2 separate regions of the Homo sapiens genome follow, and region 2 is linked to region 1. Evidence: read pairs that join two places in POLR2A ChIA-PET (ENCODE). Cell type or tissue: B cell. All regions are shown on one strand. Links, peaks and the distances in the headings refer to the core of each region. The heading gives the core; the rest is flanking DNA.

Region 1 (5,377 bases), core at 63-5,062:
ATCACACCTCATTCAATCCTTTAATAACTTATCCACATCTACACTGTCATAGGCATTTGGCCAGGCCCAGTGGGGAGTCCCACATGAACACCCTGGCCTTCAAGAGGCTAAATAGCCCCTCCTACACCTGATCACCATTTTGAATTTCAAGTCTCGACCTAAAGAAATAAGGCTAAATGGAATATAAACTTCACAGAACTTCTTTCTCATACTTTGTCACAAAGCAGGCCATGCTGCCCTCAAGGCCAGTATACAGGTAGACATGGAGCCTGCCACTTGGGGTAACCGTCTTACCTCATGTCTCATGAGGTCTCCAGAAGAGACAGATGAACAAGCTGCGACCTATCAACATCAGAATCGGCTTGAGATTTGTTAATACTTATGAAGAATGTGGAGTTACTTGCATGAAACATTTCCCCTCATTTTGTTAACATTTAAAAAATGGCTGTCAATGTCAATCACAATGACCAGTCCAGTAATTAATTGTTCTTCAGGGCAATAAAGGTTATGATAGTAACAGTTGGTTTGTCTAATACTTCAAGTGATAGACATATTTCCTACTGTTTAGTGCTAAAATTCTCATCTGTGTATTTACTTTGCATAGAACATTTCCTATCTAAAGTATCTGTTTAAACTTGAAGGTGAATCAGAGTGGAGGTGGTTTCATCTCATATTGCAAAACGTTTTCTACTTCATGCATGAGAGGTACTACTGGACAACTGGGTTTTGAAACATAACTGTATTCACAGGTATGCTATTGGTATTTGCTTATAATTTAAGCATTTAAATACTTATAGAAAAATTTCACTTTTGCTAAAGAGCTAAGTGCATTTAATTCTCATATAAAGTTCTAAGATTTATGTTATGTTATAATGTGATCATGGCAACATACTTAAATGTGTGAGTACACAGATACATACACACTCTAAAATAGTGTTTCTCAAAGTGTGGCCACAGATGGTGCCTGTCTGCGAACTGTTACTGGTCCACGATGAGGTATGTAGAGAGAGACATTTTATTATTTAGAAACTTCTACAGCAAATTTACACAGTAACTGTTATGTCTGTACATGGAATTTTTAAAATGGGGCTTCTATTTTCCATAACTTTGTATTTTTATTTCATTTTATGATAATTATTTTTATTGTGTCTTACTGAAGTCTGTGAAAGATTGGGGGGCCAGGGAACCAAGAGAGCCCCTAATCACAGAAAGCTTGAGAAGCACTGTCCGTAAGTGTAAAACAAAATACAACCGAAAACAAACTAGCTTATTGCCACTGTGGATTTTTATCGGTTTTCTGGAGGAGAGGTAACATTTAGGGAAGATGGTGTAGACTCTTCTTACAGTCATCAATGCAGAATTGTCTTTTTAAAGACTTGTTACTAGAACAAACAACAGGGCTTTTTTAATACTGCATTTTTCTAGAAATAATCACTGAATCTACAGAATTCACCTATTTAAAAAGTATACAGGCCATGCAAAATATTATAGGCATTTAGTAGAATTCCCATAGCTGAAAGAGATCTTTGGAGATATTTTCAGAAGGATTTCAATGTGAGAAGCACCTAATTTCCAATTAGAATGATCCAGCTGGCCAGAGCTGTGTGCTAATCCTAATGATTTAGAGAAAGCCTGATAAGACATCTGTAATGCTGCCTGGAAGGGGAGGGCAGAGGGCTCGGTAAGCAAAACCTGTAAGCAGGAACAGACACACACACCAAATCTTGGATGCACCTCAGAGGTGTGAATACGGACCCCTGATGAAGTGTACCTCAAGGCAGTTTTGCCACCATTTCTCTGTTTTGTATTATAAGGCAAAACTGACTCCACACACCCAGTAAGATTGTAAAATGCATATAATCTTGATTTTTAATCCTAATTCTATCTAAGCTGTTACAGAAAGGAATACAATGCAACATAATAAAAAGTGAAGTCATTTTCCTTAAGTTTGCCTGACACACTGCAGTAACATTACAATGAGCATATTCAGAAGAGGCCTCCAACTCCTAGAGGGGGAGGGCAGTGGGAACTCTCACTCTCAGGGCTTTGTGTAACAACCACCTCCTTAAGCAGGGCCCAATTTAAAGGAGAAAAGACACGACATGCCCTCAAGAACCGGAGGGCAAGAAGCCAGGCGCATCAGCCCCTCCAGGCCTTTCTGGGCCTGGCTCAGGCTGGCCAAGGTCAGGGTCGGCCCAGCTCCTAGCTCCTCAGAAGCCTCTCTTTCCTCAGGCACTCTAAGAAAATAACAATAGCTCTTTAACCACCCTTTGGAGAGGCAAGGGACCTTTCAAAAAGGCTTCGCTGGGCTGCAACTTGAAGATGAAGCAGTAGCAGGAGCTAAGGACGTGTAGGTGACTCTAGGGAGGGGGTGCTGTGGTTCCTGCGGAGGGGGGGCCTGGAGTTCACGAAAGGGGGGCCTGTGACCCATTGGCTTCCTAGGTCACCCCGGGGCTTTGACACTCCACTTTATCTCCTCCCTTGGCTGGTGAAGACCAAAGCCTAAAAAACCCATGTCTTCTACCCAATTTTTCTAAAGACCCAAAGTGCCCCTGAGCTCCAGGGCGGGGTTGGAGACTCCCACGTGGAGGAATCACGTGGGTGCTCCTCCATCTTCTGCCCACCCTAAGGGGCCTAAAACTAACCCCAGCCACTTTTCTACTGAATAGTCATTGGCTCTTAACATGAGGTTTGAGATCAAATGACCTCCCTCCCCAATAAACTTTTTAGAAACAAATTCCTAGCATTCTGGTTTTCTAAACATTAATTTTAACTGCTATTAACTGCAGCAAACTAAGTTTCAAACATAAAGAACAAAACTCATTGGTAGAGACATAAATGAAAACTTCTGGAGTTTTCCAGGAAACTTCATACTAAACACAACTCTGTACATGAAAACTAGTTTTCAACTGTGCAACTTTTCATTAGGAAGGACCCTGCCTTCAAAAGCTACAATCTGGGTAGATGCTCAAAAGTAACAAATGTCACTAGAAGTGTCCTCAAAAGTCAAAGGACCAGAGGACCAGGAGCCTGAATGACTTGACTTTTTGGGGCTTTGCAATTCCAGAATCTGAGTGACTCCCACAGTAAGCAATCTGAGAGATTACTGTGGGCTGGGGGCGGCCGGGAGACTGCTGGAAATAGATTTGTAGCCTATTTGAAAGTTACATTTAAGGTGGGATTGTCTCTTCATATCTGTTTCCCATCTCAAGATAGTGAGCCCCCTAGGGCACAGACGGTGTGTGTTTTGTTCACTTCTGTACCCTCAGCATAAGGTAGTCTCCAACACAAGATGCTCCATAGATGGTCACTGAATACACGAACAGTAAGTGGAAATAATGAGGAAAGACACCAAGGGGCAGCCAGGGCAGCACTGTAAAAACAGAGCCAGGTGTGTGTGTGTGTGTCCTTGAGCGTGAACTGTGTCTGGGAGGGAGGGTCTGAGGAATGGGAGGGTTGCACAGACCTCGGAGTTGAACGGTTTTACAGGCGGGATCAGGGTCGCGCAATGCACCAGCAGCTGAGATATGGAGTAGGCAGGAAAGCTCCAGCTGAGAAGCTCTTCTGTGAGCGGCTCTCCCATCCTTCACTTCTCAACCACGGACAAGCCTTAGGTTCACCTGGAGGCCTGATAAGCACAGGCCGTTGGGCCCCACCTCCCATATTTCTCTTTCAGCATGTCTGGGGAGGAGCCCTCAAATCAGCATTTCCAACAAACTTTCGGGTGATGCTGGTCTGGGAACCTCACTTTGAGAATTACCATTTCTTCTTTTCCTCATCAGGCCATTTCAAGTTTAGGCCGGAGGATATCTTTATTCAGTTAATCTTGATTCCCAAGGCCTTCCTTATTTGTGTCTAATTTAGCAGGACAAAAAGGAATGAACAGCATTTTTGTGATAGCAACTGACAACTGACATTAGAAAACAAAATACTGCACGCAGAGTTAAGATGTCTTATACTCAATTTTAATGACAAAACTCAGGGTCTCAAACTGATGTGTCAGATCCTACTGGCCCAGTGGGGCCCAGATTCTCCTTGCTGGGGTCTTAAAGTGATGGCAGTGGGATCTTATCCAAAGCCCAGAAAGGAACTGAAACAGTACTTACGTTTAAAAGAGTAAGTAACATCTCCCACTACTACATTTTGCATTTTGGAAAAAAAATGCAAACAATTTTTTTGAAGATGAATCAGAAAAGGTTATCTTTAGCTCAAGGTTTTTCAACTATTTAAAAGCTACATCTTTTTAAAAATCTTTTTTTTTTTAAATTACTGTCCTTTAATGTTATTTGAACTGTCAAAGTAAATGTTATGATTTTTTAAAGTGAGAGTATTAAATTGACTTTTCCAAACTACCACTTCTGTCATCCTACCACCACCAACAAAAACCACTGCTTTAACCTGCAGGCTCACCCCAGCCTCTGCAGCATCACAGCGTCCTGGTGGTTCCCTCGACAGACCCTGGGTTGGGGGGGCAGGGGCAGTGTGGGGGCTGTAGGAGGCCGCACAGGGAGCCCTCCTCAGACCACCAAGGCTGGCTTGCTGGGTTTCTCTGTGCCAGTCAAAAAAAGATGCAAAAGTCTTCACAGATGTAAAACTCTGCATTATGTTTTAACTTGATTCATCCCAAATGATTGTCATTAGCCCGGGCGGAAGGAAAACTCTCACTGATAGACTTTTCTACTCTGGAGAAAGAGAATTCATGCCACAAAATGACTTTAAAAGGGGGTCAAATTCACAGCTTAGTTCTAAATTCTTAAGAGAGGAAATAATTGGGGAAGGTGTGACTGGTCTTGTGACCAAAAAGGAATCAAAGATTGAGTGGAGACACCTGGTCCTGCACCCCTGGGGCTTGTGCAGCTCGGCACCACCCTGACCTGGTGCGGGGACAGACGGGGAACTCAGGAAAGCATCGCCTTAGAAGCCCAACTGGTTTGTACCTTGTGTACGTTTTCAAGAGCTTTTTCCAATTTCCTTTTGGGAAACAGCAACAACTACACATTCTGTATGCTCCCTTCTCAGGAGAGCAGCAGGCTTCACAATTAAGTGGTATGTTGTTTTAAAAGTCAGGTAACAAGGCAACACTGAACTACAGTGTCTGCCGTGGTGTACGGGCGGCTAGTGGGGTGAGCTGGCCATGCTCTGCCGCTCACCTGGGTGGAGAGCACAGCTGGGGCCTGCCTCATGATGAGTCACCGGCCTGCACACGCGGGATCCTGCACGGCTCTACATGCACGCTATACTTCAACAGGAACGTTTTCAAAACGCTAGCTAACAGCTCTCAGGAAAAAGGCTCCTCATTCAAAGGGGAGCTTTAACAAGCTGTATGCCTTCGCAGGGCAAGGTGGCTCACGCCTGTAATCCCAGCACTTTGGAAGGC
Region 2 (5,377 bases), core at 137-5,136, 290 kb after region 1:
GATCAGTCTCTGAAACTGTGCTTACTGATGAGAGGTGGAAGCTATTCATGGGGCAACTGGGGGCTCCAACCGACAGTAACAGGTCTCCAGGAGGCAGCAACAGGGGCTCTCAGAGGAAGCCTCATCTCGTGACTCTCCATTGGGGACAGTGTTGGCAATGTCTGGGCAAGGTCTAGCTCCGTCACCTATGATGGGGTGCAGTGGCACAATCTTGGCTCACAGCCTCTGCCTCCAGGGCTCAAGCCATCCTCCTACCTCAGCCTCCCAAGTAGCTTGGACCACAGGTATACACCACCATGCCCAGCTAATTTTTTTTTTTCTTAATAGAGACAGGGTTTTGCCATGCTGCCCAGGCTGGTCTCAAACTTATGAGCTCAAGTGATCCACCACCTTGGACTCCCAAAGTGCTGGGATCACAGGTGTGAGCCACTGTGCCCAGCTGATTAAATCTTAAAGCTCCAAAATAATCTTCTTTGACTCCATGTCTCACATCCAGGCTGGGTTCTCACATCTTGGGTGAGGGGTGCTACTGGCATCCAGTGGGTAGAGGCCAAGGGTGCTGGTAAACATTCTGTGATGCCCAGGACAGCCACATGCCCCCAGTGAAGAATTATCCCACTAAAATGTCAACAGTGCTGAGGCTGAGAATCCCTGATTTATTCAGAGGTCCTCACAGGTCAGCTCATCAGGCATGTCTGCAGAGAGGACAACAGCCTGGACATGTGGCCTGAATTTTGGGGGAGACCCATTCTTGTAGCAAGGACAGGGGAAATGAACTGTGTTTGGAAAAGGCAAGGCAGGAACCCCATCCTAAGTGCCCCGAGCTTCTGGGCAAGTTATGATGACTGAGCCTCAGGAACAAGGACTGCATAGGTATTTGCTTACAACCTGAACGAGCATTCAAGATGCTGGAACAGGCAGATACTAGGGATGCAGCATGAAAGCCTGAGAGTCTGCAGTTGGCTGGGACCAGAGATGGAATGCTGAGGTGGTATGGTTTGGCTCTGTGTCCCCACCCAAATCTCATCTCAAATTGCAATCCCCACATGTTGCGGGTGGGGCCTGGTGGGAGTCCACCCCCATGATTCAATCACCAGTCTCAGGTAGTTCTTCATAGCAGTGTGAGAATGAACTAATACAGGAAATTGGTACTGGGAGTCAGGCACTGCTATAGAAATACCTAAAAATGACAAAGTGACTTTGGAATTGGGTAACATGCAAAGGTTGGAAGAGTTTGGAGGGTTCAGAAGAAGACAGGAAGATGTGGAAAGTTAGAAACTTCCTAGAGACTTGTTGAGTGGTTTTGACCAAAATGCTGATAGTGATATGGACAACGAAGTCCAGGCTGAGGTGCTCTCAGATGGAGATGAGAAATTTACTGGGAACTGGAGTAAAGGTCACTCTTACTATGCTTTAGCAAAGAGACTGGTGGCATTTTGCCCCTGCCCTAGAGATCTGTGGGACTTTCCATTTGGAAGTGATGACATATGATATCTGGTAGAAGAAATTTCTAAGCAGCAAAGCATTCAAGATGTGACCTGGCTGTTTCTAAAAGTGTATGCTGATATGCATAGAGAAAGAGATGGTTTGAAATTGGAACTTACATTTAAAAGTGAAGCAGAGCATAAAAGTTTGGAAAATTTGCAGCCTGACCATGCAGTAGAAAAGAAAAACCCATTTTCTGGGGAGAAATTCAAGCCAGCTACAGAAATTTGCATAAGTAAAGAGGAGCCAAATGTTAATTGCCAAGACAATGGGGAAAATATCTCCAGGGCATGTCAGAGACCTTCACAGCAGCCCCTTGTATCACAAGCCCAGAGGCCTAGGAGGGCAAAATGGTTTTATGGGCCAGGCCCAGGGCCCAGCTGCTCTGTGCAGCCTTGGGACATGGCACATGGGAGCCCACCTCTTACATCAGCATGGCCTGGATGTGAGACATGGAGTCAAAGAAGATTATTTTGGAGCTTTAAGATTTAATCAGCTGGGCACGGTGGCTCACACCTGTGATCCCAGCACTTTGGGAGCCCAAGGTGGTGGATCACTTGAGCTCACAAGTTTGAGACCAGCCTGGGCAGCATGGCAAAACCCTGTCTCTTTAAAAAAAAAAAAATTAGCTGGGCATGGTGGTGTGTACCTGTGGTCCAAGCTACTTGGGAGGCTGAGGTAGGAGGATGGCTTGAGCCCTGGAGGCAGAGGCTGTGAGCCAAGATTGTGCCACTGCACCCCATCATAGGTGACGGAGCCAGACTTTGCCTCGGAAAAAAAAAAAAAAGATTTAATGACTGTACTGATGGGTTTCAAAATTGCATGGGGCCTGTAGCCCCTTTGTTTTGGCCAACTTCTCCCATTTGGAATGGGTGCATTTACCCAATGCCTGTACCCCCATTTTATCTTGGAAGTAACTAACTTGTTTTTGATTTTACGGTCTCATAGACGGATAGGACTGGCCTTGTCTCTGATGAGACTTTGGACTTGGACTTTTGAGTTGATGCTGGAATGAGTGAAGACTTTGGAAGACTCTTAGGAAGGCCTGATTGGTTTTGAAATGTGAGAAGGATATGAGATTTGGGAGGGGCCAGGGGCAGAATGATGTGGTTTAACTCTGTGTCCCCACCCAAATTTCATGTTGAATTGTAATCCCCGGTGTTGGGGGAAAGACCTGGTGGGAGGTGATTGTATCATAGGGGCAGTTTCCCCCTTGCTGTTCTTGTGATAATATGTGAGTTCTCACAAGATCTGATGGTTTAAAAGTGCGTGGCACTACCCGCTTCGTGCTCTCTCTCTCTCCTGCTCTGCCATGGTAAGATGTACCTGCTTCCCTTTCACCTTCTGCCATGATTGTAAGTAGTTTCTTGAGGCCTCCCAGCCATGCTTCCTGTCAAATCTGTGGAACTTGAGTTGATTAAACCTCTTTTCTTCATAAATTACCCAGCCTCAGGTAGTTATTTATGGCAGTGTGAGAAAGGACTAATACATGTGGCTTCAGCTCTGGGGAGGAGAGGCAAAAGGGGTGAGGAGCCAGGAACTGCTGGCTTCCAGTCAGACCTTAAGGCCAACCACAGTTTAGTCCTTGGGTCCAGCCTCCTCAGTTGGGTTGTCATTGTCATCTCCTTAGACACATGATGGTGGGTGGGGTAAAGGGGACAGATAAATCAAGATCTCAAGGGAGGCAGAAATTTGTACAACTGGGAAGCAAGACAAATGTCTACTTGTTTTCATAATGCAATGGGCCGAAATTAAAGCTTTGCATAATATTCTTGGTTGGTGGTTTTTTTGTGTTTTTTTATTTTTTTAATTTTCATAGAGATGAGGTCTCACTATGTTGCCCAGGCTGGTCTCGAATTCTGGGCTCAAGCAATCCTCCTGCTTTGACCTCCCAAAATTGTGGAATTATAGGCATGAGCTACCCCAACCAGCCCAGGATATTGTTTAGAAAGTATCAAGAAACCTGGTATAAACAATATATCAAAGTTCTGTCTGATTTTCCATAGACACACAGATGGTGCTAATTTTCCATGTTGGTAAAATGCTTTGGCTTTTGCAAAACCCTTTCAGGGCTCTTAGCATCTCAGCAACCCTGTGAGGTAGCCATTAACAATCCCATTTGACAGGCAAGGAAACTGAGGCTTGAAAAGGCCGGGCAGCTCACCCACAGCCACAGGGCTAGCTAGAGCCTCAACTCTTCCTTGCCTTTCTTCTTCTGTAGGAAACATTTATGTCAGTTCCAAGGGGCATTTGAAAACTCCACGAACTCAGAGGTTGATCCACCAACCTCAGCCTCCCAAAGTGCTGAGATTACAGGCGTGAGCCACCACATCTGGCCTCTGTATACATTCCTTCCCCCCATTACCCCCCAGAAACAGGGTCTTGCTCTGTTGCCCAGGCTCTGGATACAGTGGCACAATTATAGCTCACGGCAGCCTCACACTCCTGAGCCACCACACCTGGCTATTTCTTATATTTAGTTATTTGTTATAGTTATTCCACTTGCCTGATCACCCTACTCCTTTTGGGTTTTAGGTTTTTAATTCTTTAGGGAAATCTGGTACTATTTCCTAGTAAAATGCTCCATATATCTTAGGGGATTCTGGCCCAAGATTAGGAAAGAAAATTGGTAGATAGGGGATGGCTGCTGGAGAAAAGTCTTACTGACAGCAGCAAGAAATGACAGTTATTAGTCTGACAGTGAGAGAGTCACTGTGACCTGGGCACTTTTCCTTTTTTGCTGCTTTACATTGTGGTGAGCCTGCTCTCTTCTTCTTGGCTGCCTTCTCCCACTTGGGTTTGGCACAATTTCCCCTTTGGGAAAAACAACGTCCTAGCAGCCATCTACTTATAATTTCTCTCACATGGCCAGGCACTCATTGGAGGCTGCTGTTCTTTGGGAAATGCCCTCTTCAGCAGCCTTGATGAATGTGGGGAGAAAGCCTCAGGAATTGGCTTCCCTTTAAGGAATATGGACTGTCCTTCTCTTTTACTAAATTGGTGCTAATTGCCATTGTGAACATTTGCTTGTTTCATTTTATTATCTTTTTGAGATATATTTCTTTTTAGTCCTAGGCTTATATTTAAACTAATGTGTAATTATTGTTTGGAATTCTTAATAATCCACTCAACCCTGCTCAAGAGGCAAATATTTTAGCACTGGAAAATATTTATATGTGTCTTCATGGTTTCTTATTCTGGATGCAACTATAAAATAATAAACTACAACAAATATCTTCCAAACAGTAATTATACATTTATTCATATCAGATCCCTTTAAGCTATTTCACTAGTTTGGTGGTGTCTAAGCAATATGGTGACATGCATTTCCTATCCAAGTCAACTGGGTTCCCTTTTTGCAGCTGACATCTCTAAGAGCTGAGACTCTTAATCTGCAAAAGTCATTTTGTAATAGCTTTCTTGAAGTACAACTGGCATACAACAAACTACATATATTTGAAGTATGCAATTCAACATGTTTTGACATATTTATACACCAGTGAAACCATCACCACAATCAAGATAACGTATCTATCACCCCAGAAAATTTTCTCAAGCCCATTTGTAATTTCTCACTCCTGCCCTTTTTCACCTTCCCCTCCTCATTTCCCAGGCAATAACTGAACTGCCTACTGTCACCATAAATGAGTTTCCATTTTCTAGAATTTTATATAAATGAAATTAAGCCATATGTCCTATTTTTACTGGCTTCATTCACTCAATGTAATTTTGTGATTCATCCATGTTGTGTTGTATCAATACTTCATTCCTTTTTGTTATTGAGGACTATGTCCACTGTATGAATACAATGCAATTTGTTTACCCATCCATGTCCCTGTTAAGGGACAGTTGGCTTGTTTCCAGTTTTGGGGCCATTATAGATAATGCTGCT

The links. Peaks named below come from ENCODE experiments on the same cell type or tissue, not always from the same donor. Only the 100,000 strongest peaks of a DNase experiment are listed, where the experiment ranks them.
Region 2: POLR2A ChIA-PET joins it to region 1 with 10 read pairs; 3 of 35 experiments call an interaction of 5 or more read pairs at or near these places.

Annotation. Positions count from the first base shown.
Region 1 is chr2:64,638,257-64,643,633 of GRCh38, forward strand. The region is part of intron 1 of SERTAD2 (SERTA domain containing 2); the gene reads right to left. SERTAD2-AS1 (SERTAD2 antisense RNA 1) reads left to right here. Exons shown (of 2, transcript XR_940172.3): 1 at 1-5,377. Among named protein-coding and RNA genes, the nearest start is that of SERTAD2-AS1, 4.0 kb to the left of the region's middle. RefSeq lists enhancers at 3,962-4,745, 5,041-5,350. In B cell, for the core only: no CTCF peak of the experiment used is centred there; no DNase peak of the experiment used is centred there; H3K4me3 peaks cover 587 bases; H3K27ac peaks cover 4,629 bases.
Region 2 is chr2:64,924,696-64,930,072 of GRCh38, forward strand. All of the region lies in intron 1 of LINC02245 (long intergenic non-protein coding RNA 2245), which reads right to left. Among named protein-coding and RNA genes, the nearest start is that of LINC02245, 5.1 kb to the right of the region's middle. In B cell, for the core only: no CTCF peak of the experiment used is centred there; no DNase peak of the experiment used is centred there; H3K4me3 peaks cover 1,337 bases; H3K27ac peaks cover 2,563 bases.